Linked DNA regions of Homo sapiens: region 2 is linked to region 1. Evidence: chromatin loops called from intact Hi-C (ENCODE). Cell type or tissue: ascending aorta. All regions are shown on one strand. Links, peaks and the distances in the headings refer to the core of each region. The heading gives the core; the rest is flanking DNA.

Evidence for each region. A loop is a pair of places that touch in the nucleus more often than their neighbours do. Peaks named below come from ENCODE experiments on the same cell type or tissue, not always from the same donor. Only the 100,000 strongest peaks of a DNase experiment are listed, where the experiment ranks them.
Region 2: a loop joins it to region 1, with 2.4 times the contacts of the local background. A loop is called at or near these places in 3 of 110 quality-filtered maps.

Annotation. Positions count from the first base shown.
Region 1 is chr4:38,188,140-38,193,953 of GRCh38, forward strand. No RefSeq gene overlaps it. Among named protein-coding and RNA genes, the nearest start is that of LINC02513, 180 kb to the right of the region's middle. RefSeq lists an enhancer at 1,418-1,587. In ascending aorta, for the core only: no CTCF peak of the experiment used is centred there; a DNase peak (open chromatin) is centred at 2,892; H3K27ac peaks cover 2,482 bases.
Region 2 is chr4:38,364,108-38,369,921 of GRCh38, forward strand. LINC02513 (long intergenic non-protein coding RNA 2513) reads left to right here and starts at 2,807. Exons shown (of 2, transcript NR_149123.1): 1 at 2,807-2,923. RefSeq lists enhancers at 2,388-2,467, 2,588-2,727. In ascending aorta, for the core only: no CTCF peak of the experiment used is centred there; DNase peaks (open chromatin) are centred at 1,895 and 2,534; H3K27ac peaks cover 1,928 bases.

The DNA.
Region 1 (5,814 bases), core at 1,772-4,271:
TAGGGACTGCATTCCTGCCTGCCAGGCAGTGCCACCAGCCTGTAGGGTAGTGGCTTGTGGAAAGAGTGAGAAGAGCAGGCCTCTTCCTGCAACTGTCTACCCTCATCAGGCACGGCCTGAGACCGACAGCGACTGCGGGACATCACTGCATCTGTGGGAGATGAGAGGACAATGACCCGCAGGGTCTGTTTGCCTTTAGGAGCAATGGACTGGACAGCCACCCTGGGAAGACTGTGGAGCCTGCAGCAGGTGTGGGTGGCTGGCCTGGGTGGCCGCAATCAGGCGTGCACAGCTAATGTCGCAGCCCCTACTGCTCAGTGTGGAGGACCTTAGGAGGATCCCAGCATGGAGGGCGAGAGCCATGCACAACCCACACATGTGACTCAAGTGGGGTCTGCGGTGGATGGTCTGTAGCCAGGGCCCTGAACATGCCCTATACGCCATGTGAGTGAATTGCCCCAAATCAGCACCACTGGTGGCCTCACCTCTCATGCAAGAAACATTGCTCTGGGCAGTGGGAGTGGCCCAGGCCACCCTCCTAGTCGTGACGATTGCAAAGGCACGAGTCACCAAGCTCTGTGGGTACCTGCATCCTGATCCTTGCTCAGGGTGCCCCCGGGGACGATTCTGACAGTTCCTGCAGGTGTAGGCACGGATGTGCAACCTGGAAAATTTCAAGGAAGGTGCCCCAGGGCACAGGCCAGGATAGGCTGGCTCCCTTCCCGGGTCTAAGGGCCATTCTGCTGCCCAGCCGCAAACCCGGAAGATTCTGATCTATGGGGCTGGGGCGTGGCTCCCCCACCATAGGTATAAAAACCTCCTCAGGTGACTCTCCCGTGCAGCCAGGTTGAGAACCACAGTGACCTCGCTCACTGACTCACAAATTTGTTGGCACATTGGAATCACCAGGGAGGTTTAATACATTCTAAGCCTGGATGCCACTCCCTGAGTTTTGACTTAATTGGTCTGGGGTGTAACCTAGCATTGGGATTGGAGAATCAATGACCTCTCATTTGAGGTGGTTTTTTAAAACCTCCAGTGGTGCCCTACATCTGATTGGCTATCAGTTGCACACTTAGCTTGGAAGGCCCCTGGATGCTGGTTTTGTGGGAGAGATTCCCCTTGCCCACTCTTTCATTGCCTGATTGGCTTCCCTGACCCCACAGGTGGCATCTTCCTCAAGTCAACCAGCGTGGTAGTCAGAGAGGGCTAACAGGAATGGGGAAAAACTTTCAACCTCCAGAGGAGTGGAAATACTGGGACTGTGGTCACACCTGGTCAACAGTCCTAAATATGAGTGTGAAAAGTCACTTGAACATTCAGAGACAAAGCTCTGGTCTCTGGTCACCACCCCTCTTTTTTTTTGAGCCAGAGTCTTGCTCTGACACCCAGGCTGGAGTGCAGTGGCAAGATACTGCTCACTGCAGCCTCGACCTCCTGGGCTCAAGCAATCCTCCTACCTCAGCCTTCTGAGTCACTGGAACTACAGGCGTGAGTCACTGAGCCTGGCTCTCCAACCCCTTTTAGAGGCTTTTTAGTTCTCAGGCTGCAGTGTAAACTGACTTTCTCTGACCCCAGGGATGAGTCAGGCAAATGTGAAGCCAAGGGGTCAACATGGAGCTGCTTCTTCCGTGGAGTATCAATTTTATTTGACAATGTACATTTGGAAAGTCAAGTAAACTTACTGACTAGAAATGCACAACCTTATTTTAATATCATAATACATGAGAATATTGTAAACCATGATGCATAACTTGCATAATTAAAAATGAAAATCAATTATTTTTATTTTTACTTTTAGATACAGGTTCTTGTTCCATCACCCAGGCTGAAGTGCAGTGGTGGAATCCATAGCTCACTGCAGCTGCAAACTCGTGGCCTCAAGCAATCCTCTTGCCTTGGGCTCCCAAAGTGCTGGGATTATAATCATGAGCCAACACACCTGGCCAGTCTAAGACATTTTATGCTTGCACTGGATGTTTCAGAACAGGCATCCCCATTCCCCATTTATCTTGTATTAAGAGTTGTTTGTTAAAAAAGCTTGAGACCCACTGGAACTAGTAGGTTCAACCTATTTCTCTGTGATCTAAATGAATTCGCATAGGATTTTTCTCTGCTGGGGATGTTCTTCCCTCACTTGGTTACCTGATGAACTCCCATTTGCCCCTCAAAGCCCGCCTTAGATTTCTAGCATACCTTTCTTCTCCTGTCAGTGAGAGGTTATCACCACCTACTCTGTACTGTGCTTAGTACATATCTGCGTTTATGCTTATTCCGCATTGGTGTAATTTATTTGTTTATGTGTCTATTTCATCTATAAGACTAGATACTCTTTGAGGGCAGGAATTACATTTCATACATTGTTCTTCCTCATCTTAGCACCAGGCCTGGCATAGAGCAGATCTCAACAAGAGTTAGTTGATTAAAAGCCATGTTTTTCTTTACTTCTTAAAGAATAACTGAAAAATCCCAAACGCTCCAAATTGCTGCTAGTTGAAATTCAAAAGGAGATCGTTTTGGTGCTTTTTTCTGAGTCAGCTGTGTGACTCTGAGTATGCCCAGAAAACACAGGAGTTGCCCTGGCAGGGGGGTTGGTTATAGAGGGGTTGTCACTAGATCCTGGCCCCTTGGGGAAAGGGAGAGAGGAGGACATTGAAGAAGGGACAGTCCAGCAGCTGGCCCAGCTGTGGGGCCTGTGGTCTCCCCTCCTCTGCCCCCTCCCGTGCTCTTTGGATAGCCTTGTACTTACAGCCACTTGGACAAGCCTTAGCATTGTTTGCCTCTAGTGTAGGGTCAGAGGCCTTGTAGGAATGGCATGATTCTGCTTCCTTAAATAGTGACTTGGGAATGAAATGAGTAACCATGTCTTTAATTAGCCATACCCCAGAGGCCCGTAGGGGGTTGGTAAATGGTGGGCTTCCAGCCAAGATCAGCACTATGTGGCTGGTATTCGGTCCAGGGAGGCTTAGGGGGATGTTTTATTGGCCTCTCTCCCTCCAGTTGTCCTGTCAGCCCCTGATCCATGCTGTCGCCCTTTCAGCACGATGGGCTTCTCAAGACTGACAGAGGAAAGAAGGGAGGAGAGAGGCTAACCCAGTCTGCACATCTGTTAGGTTGGTGCAAACGTTAATTGTGGTTTTTGCCATTACTCGATTTTGCATTTACTTTTACATCAACCTTATATAATATCATGGGCCAGCCTCTGTGCCCAACACTGAGAAGGGCAAAATCAAAGGACTTTAGAGAAGGACTAAAATGTAACCCAACAAAAACATATAGTCCCAGAGCAGTCAAAGAAAGAGGGAGTGAAAGATATTTCAGAAAAACTTAAGTTCTTTGCTCTTTCTCCTTCTCCTTCTTCTTCTTCTTTTTTTGACAGAGTATTGCTCTGTCACCAGGCTGCTGGAGTGCAGTGGCGCAATCTCGGCTCACTGCAACCTCCGCCTCCTGGGTTCACGCCATTCTCCTGCCTCAGCCTCCCGAGCAGCTGGGACTACAGGTGCGCACCACTATGCCCCGCTTATTTTTTTGTGTATTTTAGTAGAGACAGGGTTTCACCATGTTGGCCAGAATGGTCTCGATCTCCTGACCTCATGATCCGCCCACCTTGGGCTCCTGAAGTGCTGGGATTACAGGCGTGAGCCACTGTGCCCAACCTTGTATTTTCAAACTCTGTAAATGGAATCTACACAGGCTACCCTTAATTCAGCCTCCTTCCATTTTCTATCCACTTCCTCACACCCTGAGTCTGCCCTGGCACTCTTTCCTCAAAACGCTGCAGAAAACTGCCCTGGCCTGTGCACTTTTCCCTTTACCCTTGTAGAGAGAAAAGAAATCTTTCTAGCCCGAGTCCACATGCCTTTCATCTCTACTAAATATCCTCCTTTCCTTCTGCCTCTTCATTTTTCTCTCCCTAACTTTTGATGCTATATTACAGAAAAGAATAATTCTGCAAGGGAAATCTTTATCCCCAGGGAGAGTGGCAAAAACCAATGGGAAAAGGCCTCTTTCGATGGTGAGGAGAGAGGAGACAGGCTAGGGATACTCACAAGTTAAGAACGTTGGTCCTGTCTCTTAGACTCACACAGTACTGAAGTGTGGATGTCCTCGAGCAAAAGCACAGAGGAGATCTGCGGAGTCTACCCAAGATGCTGAGGATTGCTTCCCAGAGACGAAATGCCTGAGTGGAGATTTGAAAGAAGGCTAGGAGTTCACCAAGAGACCCAGGAGAAAGGGATATCCATTTAGAGAGAATGACATGGGTAAAGTCATTTGGATAAGACAAGAGTCAGGTCCCTCATCCACTTTGTAGCTCCTGACCTCCAGACTTTCCAGAACTGTGACTGCATATGAGATTCAGGATACCTTCCTTTCAGCTGTTGATATTGAACTCCTAGGGTCCAAATGGGAACTTGATGGAGGAGATGCTAACGGGTCCATAGGGCAGGCAGGAGAGATGCTCCTGTCTTTTCCTGGGAAGGGAATGCAAATACAGCCACTATCCTGTGCCTGGGATATAAGTCTATTCCCTCCTGAGAAAGGAGAAAACACTTTGGGCAGGTCCGGGCAGGGCAGGGCAGGGCAGGGTAAGACTGGCTTTGCCCAGACCAACTTTGGTGCTCTCAGAAAGCAGGTAGAAAGCCTGACTATAAACAAGCTCTCTCAGCTTCCTCTTTATTGGATCCACCAGTCCTCAAGAGGTTTATTCTTAAGTTACTGTTCAGTCTGGGCTCAACCTGTCCTTATTTCTTCACTCCCACTACCTCTAACTTCGAACACTTACTTGTGCATCTGAGATTTTAAATAATATGGTATTCTGGAATGTTTGAAGCTCCGGTGTATAGGAATGGTGTTGCATGTGTTAACAGAGCGGCAGGAATTCTACAAAGCTCTCTCTGGAGCTTTGTGTGTGTTTTTCCCATACCAGCAGCATCAGAATTACCTGGGAGCTTGTTAGAAATGCATGTTTTGGGGGCCCCATCTCAGACCTATGGAACCCGTGGGGTGGGACCCAGCAATCTGTGTTTTAACAAGCCTCTAACATGCTCACATTTTGGACATGCTCAATTGAGCTAGAAGGCTATGTCATGCCGGGGAATTAGCCTGTGATGAGTAGGACTGAGTCCCCGGGTTTGCAGGTTCCAAGGCACAGAAAACACTGTTTATTTAAGGGACTTCTTCTCTGAATGGGCATAAAAGCATTCTTTGCCCTTTTCCATGAACACTATCAGCTTCAGAAAATGCCACATGTGTTGCATCAGAGGGAGACTTCTGACTTCTCAGCAGGTAAATGTACCTTGACTCCAAGGATGGGGAAAAGAGGGGGCTTCAGAAAATGCAAATAAGGCTGCCAGTGGCTGCAGGTGACCTCCACTGGAAGTGTTTCAGCTCTGAGTATGCCAAGTGCATTGCTCCCCTCAGTGCTTACTCTAGGACAGTTTCTGCCTGGCCCCTCCTTCAACTTCTCAGAAGCTGCTACACCGAATTCTTCTCCAGCCTGGAGCAGTGCAAGAGGAAATGGACTGTAACAGAAGTAGGAGAAATTCAAATTTACTATAAGGGACTTTCTGAGGGCAAAGCCTGGAACAGAGCAGGTTGCACAATCTTTTCTGTACATCTCTCTCAGGGGCTACAGGGCTTAGTGGTTAAGGCTAGTGCCTGAATTGAGTTCAGTCCTGGCCTTTCCATGATTTAGCTGTGATCTTGAGAAAATTGCTTAACCTCTCAGTGCCTTCATGGTCTTTAATTTTTAATTTTTTTAGAGATAGGAGTCTGGCCATGTGGCTCAGCCTGGTCTCGAACTCCTGGTCTCAA
Region 2 (5,814 bases), core at 1,166-3,665, 180 kb after region 1:
CCGCCTGGCCAACATGCTGGAACCCCATCTCTACTAAAAATACAAAAAATTAGCCAGGAGTGGTGGTGGGCACCTGTGGTCTCAGCTACTTGGGATGCTGAGGCAGGAGAATCGCTTGAACCCAGGACGCAGAGGTTGTAGTAAGTCAAGATTGCACCACTACACTCCAGCCTGGGTGACAGAGCGAGACTCTGTCTCAAAAAAAAAATAAAAAATAAAAAAATAAAAAAATAAAAAAAATAAAGAAAAGAGAAAAAGAAAAAGGAAAAGAAAATAATGGTGATGTAGTATCATTTGAAAGACATTAGGGCTTACTTCATAAATCTTTGTCATTCACATTTGAAAATTATACTGTTGAGGATATGTCTGTGTTGTGCATGGGTAGCTGAAACCTGATATTGGCCACGTTCCATTTTATCTACATTTAAGTGGGGATTAGACATTTGACCCCAATAAATGGAATCCTAGTGCTCTAGGGTACATAGAGGATATTCCAGAGCATTTGGTCGCTTAAGTGAAGAATCGTTTGTCTGAACTCTAATGAAAGAGAGAATGAGGTTTTGAGTGACACTGACTAGGTAGAGGCCTGGAAAGTAACTTGGTGGTTGTTGGTAATGAAGAGGAGGCCCAGCCTTAGGTACCAGAATGTCAGCAGGTACCCATAGCTAACACCTAATTAACTCCACATCTGTCCTCTGTTGTTCCTGGCCCTCTGCCCTTACTCCCACAATGCCTGAGGCTCTCCTCTGTATACCCCAGCATCTTAAACAATCCAGGCTCTCTCTGCTCTCCCCTGTCCATGCATCCTGAAAGTCCAAGCCTACCCTAAAACCCATGCACTAGCACCATCTCCTCATGGGACTGAGGACGGGACCTTCCAAGGGGGTAGTAATAGCCCCTGAAATGTACATAACTCTCAATGCCTTGTAAAGCCCTTTCATATATAATAGCTTATTTGATGTTCACAATTTATCCATGAAGCAGGCGAGGAATATTCTGATTCTGTTTTATGGACGTGAAAGTTGAGGTTCTCAGAAGTAAGGTAAGTGGCAGAACCACCACCATCTACCACATCTTTAGGATCCTTTCTCCTCTACAGTGATTCATAAACCTCTGTACCAAAGGCTCTTAAAAGTCCATGGGAATAACTCCACAATGATGATAAAATAAATTCCCCTCATTGTAAAGCAATTTTTTAAAAACCCATAAAATTATATTAAGTCTATTGAAGCTAACACTGTATTCAAATGCAATAAAATAACTATATAAATGCTTTGCTTAAAAGGACAGCACCCTAATTAAGAAGATTGTTAAAAGGATGGAGCATATGAATACATCTATTACACAGGATTTACTAGAACTCTTTGTACCCACAGCAATAAAGTGGGACCAGCTGTTGCCTGGAACACGGAAACAGCCTTATGAGGTAGAAACTGGATATTATAGTGATTCTTCTTAAAAATGAAGGTGCTTGCACATTCTCTGGATTCCTTCTTACATTTTATTTCATTCAAGATGTATCTTGTATATTTTATGCATCTTCTGTGTCCCAGCTTCTGCATTTGTGGGCAAGCTATCCTTGAATATCCATTTCATGCTTGAATTTGCAGGGCTAAAGACACTTTGCAGCATTGGCTCTTTCTGCCTCTGTAAAATGACATCTTTGTTTGAAAAGCCTTTTTGTTTTTGATGGCTACAAATCCAAGAGACTCCATTTCCAAAAGTCCACTGCCTGTCTGCATTTTTGGGCGTGGGATTCATGATGCCTGTAAAGCGTTCTTCCTTTGTTTACACTTCTTTCGCTGTCTCGGACTTTAGCTGACACTTGGCTCCATGCCATGGTCATGGGCTCTTGTGCCTCTGCTCTATTAGCGAGGCATCTTGTCAACATGGTGGGCCAGCAAGCGTACTGGTGAGATTTCATGCATTCCCTCTCTGTGACATTAGGATGGTGGATGAAAAAGGTAGAAGATAGGTCTGTGCTGGGACTAAGTGCATGGTGGTAAAGGTTGAGTATTACAGTCCACACAGCAAGACAAGGCTCTCATCCCACCTACTTTAAGAAGCAATCCCCAATGGGCCAACAGTCACTAGTTTCCCCGGAGGAGTCATCTCAGCACTTTGAGATCCAGTTTGTTTTACGGTACTCTCCATGTTGCTCTCTGGGTAAAAGAGCATTTTTCTTCTGGTTATATCATGTCTGGGTGTGGAAAGGGGAGTCACTGACTCTGGCTTCACGCTTGGGGTGCTAGCTCAGGTTCAGCATAGAAAAAAGAAAACCATTACAAATATAATATTTCAAGCAGAAAGAGATTGGCTTCATCTAGGAAATTCAGTGCTCACAACATTTTAGAAGAGAAGGAGTAGTAAAAATCAGCTTCTGGTGTTTTGGTTTCAAGATCAACCACTGTTGCTATAAGCTAGAGGTCAGAAAACCTGAGCTCCTGCCACCTCTGTTCCAGACACTGGTGACCAGGGAGTGGAGTGCAGAGCCCAGTTGTTGCTACTTGCTTTTGTTGGCACATCTTGTCTGCTGTCACAGCTGTGGGAAAACAGTCTCCACCTCTCCTCTGCCTTCCAAATAGCATGAAAGTTCATTTCACTGGCAGAATTTAAATCTCACCCAGAACCCTGGCTGCCTTCCAGACCCTTGGAGGAAACACAAATGAGAGTAAGAGTAGATGTCTACTGTCAGCAGATAATATCTAGTATGGCACTTTGGTTGCTGTTTAGTGACTTTTTTTTTTTTTCTTTTTCCCATAGGAGGATAAGGTGAGATTCCTTCACAAATGGTGGCTCCAACTGGAATTCATTGTCCCAAATTCTGAGAACTCCTGAGGAAAGATCCAAAAGTAATATGGCTCAAGATTTTTGAACTGCCCAGGCTCTACTCAGGCTCTTGGACATCTTGCCCATCTCAAAGGTTTGTTTTTTCTCTGCAACAATGTTCAATATGGTGTAGGCAAAGAAACAGCATTTGGAATCATAAGATGAGGGTTTGCATTTCACCTCTACCTCTTTCTACATCAAAGGCATTTCACTGGCAGAACTGAAATCTCACTCAGAACCCTGGCTGCCTTCCAGATGCTAGGAGGGTAGGAGTAGATGTTTACTGTCAGCAATATCTAGTGTGGAACTTTGGTTGCTTTTGGGTAGTCCAACCTTTTGGCTTTCCTGAGCCACACTGGAAGAAGAAGAATTGCCTTGGGCCACACATAAAATACACTAACATTAATGATAGCTGATGAGCAAAAAAGACCTCATAATGTTTTAAGAACATTTACAAATTTGTGTTGGGCAGCATTCAAAGCCATCCTGGCTGCGTGTGGCCTGTGGGCCATGGGTTGGACAAGCTTGTTCTAGATGTTCATTTATTATTTCTGAGCCTCAGTTTCTCATTTGAACTATGAAGAAAATGATTGGATTATTGCTAGAATCCAGGGGAAGAATGGATTTGTAAACTGTAACGCTTGCTTTAGAGACTGGGAGTGCAAGTGGATGATAGGTCTCAGCTGTATCCCTGACCTGATGTGGCTCTTAGCCTAAGAAAGTCATCTCATCCAAGGGCTTGCCCTCTTTCTGGGGCAGCCTGTATTCAATGACCAGGGAGAAGAGAAGGGATACAAATATCTCAGTCCCCTAAAGGGCCCTCCAGCTCTTGAGCTCCCCGTGGTATCAGATGAGGATTCTACTGGAACATCATCACAGTTCAAGTTCTCTCTCTGCCCTCTCCTGTGTACCTTGCCCTGTGATCCAGGGGACAGATGTTGATCCAGAGGACACTCCTCCCAAAACCTCCTTGCACAAAAATTTCTGTCTGGGATTCTGTTTCCTGGGAAACCCAAACATCAACACTGGCTTAGCAGAAAAGGAATTTATTAAAGGATAATAAGTAGCTCATAGGATCTCTAGGAAGGCCAGCAAGCCAGGCGTGGAGAACGCGTTCTAAGAAACAAAGCCTCAGATCACTCCCTAAGATAGCTCCCTGGGAAATCTACAGAGAAAGATGGGACTCATAAAGTGGGGGATATCTTCAAATGTAGGAAGGAGATTCAGATACTGGAATCAACAACAAAAGAAAAGGCAAATGCCTGGGAAGCCTCATTGTGATGTTAGTTATGGAAATATTTGGTAATAGATTCTTGCAAAAGTACAATTATACTTTATTAGAGGTCTTTGTAGGGGTCATAATCTTAACCCACAGTCAATTTACCAGATCAGTAGAAGGGCTGTTTTTGGTCGGAGAATGGTGCACTGCCTTTGGAAGCAGAAAGTCTGGACCAAGAATAGATGCACAGTAGATAATCAAAAAATGAATCCTAAATACTCAGTTTCCCTACGGTTCAGACTCACCCTTTTCTGTACAACACTGTTATTAGTTGATCTTTCTCAGTCCCCTGGCTTCAATACTATCTTGATGATGGTGAATGCAACATTCATAGCACCAGCCTTAACCTCTCTGCTGAACTTCAGATTTATAGATTCAAACCTCTCCCCTTTAATACCCAAAAGACATTAATTAAACCAAAAAAGAAATCTTCACTCTGCCCCCAAATCTGCCTCCCCCACCACTCTTTCATTTCAGAAATTCACACTGCCCTGAGTCAGGCTGGGGCTTCATGCTCCCTTCCTGTGGCTAATAAGCCCTACTTGAAAAGATTCTCTAAATTCATTCACTTTTTTCCTTCTGCATTATGCCCTCCTGAGTCACCAGCCACTATCGCACTTGCACTATTACATCAGGCTCTGCATGAACTCCCTGCTTCCACTTCCCCGTTTAATCCATCCTTTACCAAGAGCATCATGTAATCCACCTTTGACTCTAAGTGGATTTAGAATAAAATCTAAATTCCCAGCTGTCTATAATGAGTACTCACAAACCCAGTGCTCCAGCACTGACCTGGCCTCCCCCTGCCACCCCATCCCACCTCTCTGACCTCAATCTTCTACAGTGCTCCCTCTGTCCATTAGCCTGTTCCAATCACACCCATCCCTTTTAGCTATGGGGCCTTTAGCTACAGGGCCTTCTGTGCTCAGAAGGTGCTGCCTTCAGATTGTACGAGGCTGGCTCCATCTTTCAATCAAGCCTCAACTCAAATGGCCTCCTGGAGAGAACTTGCCCATCACCCAATTTAAAATAGCCACTTTCTCTCCGGTCACTTTCTATTAGATCACTCTATTATATTTTCTTCACAGCATTTACTACCATTTAAAACTATCTGAATGTTGATTTATTGTCCTCCTTCACTTAAATACAAACTTTTTGAAAACTCCAACTTTGTCTCTCTTGTTCATGCTGCAGCCCAAGTGTCTAGATCAGTACCTGGCATGTAGGAGGCATTCCATATATATTTCTAGAAGGAATTAACCTTATTCATCAACCTGTCTTATCTACAAAAATCTAGAGTGGGACTTTTTAACCTGGGTCCATGTACCCCCAACCTGTGAAGAGAATTCAGGGACCTTGTGAACTTAGATGGGAAAAAAAAATCACATGTTTATTTCACTAATTCCTAACTGAACCTAAACCACAGTAGTATTAGCAGTACACATGATTTTATTGTTAATGTAAATCATAGGCATTTTCACAAGACATTATGATATGTATCAGATATGTCAAGATACCATTTATGTTCATTGTTACTTCAAAATTGTGATAGTTATTAGGTTCACTGCTAGATTGATATTTAATGCATTAATAAAGAACAACATAGAGTATTATACTATAAGAACTTTCTAATTAATTTTAAAAATCTAATAAAAAACCAAAGAACAATAAAAATATTAAATTAATTGATTTCCATTGTAATCCTA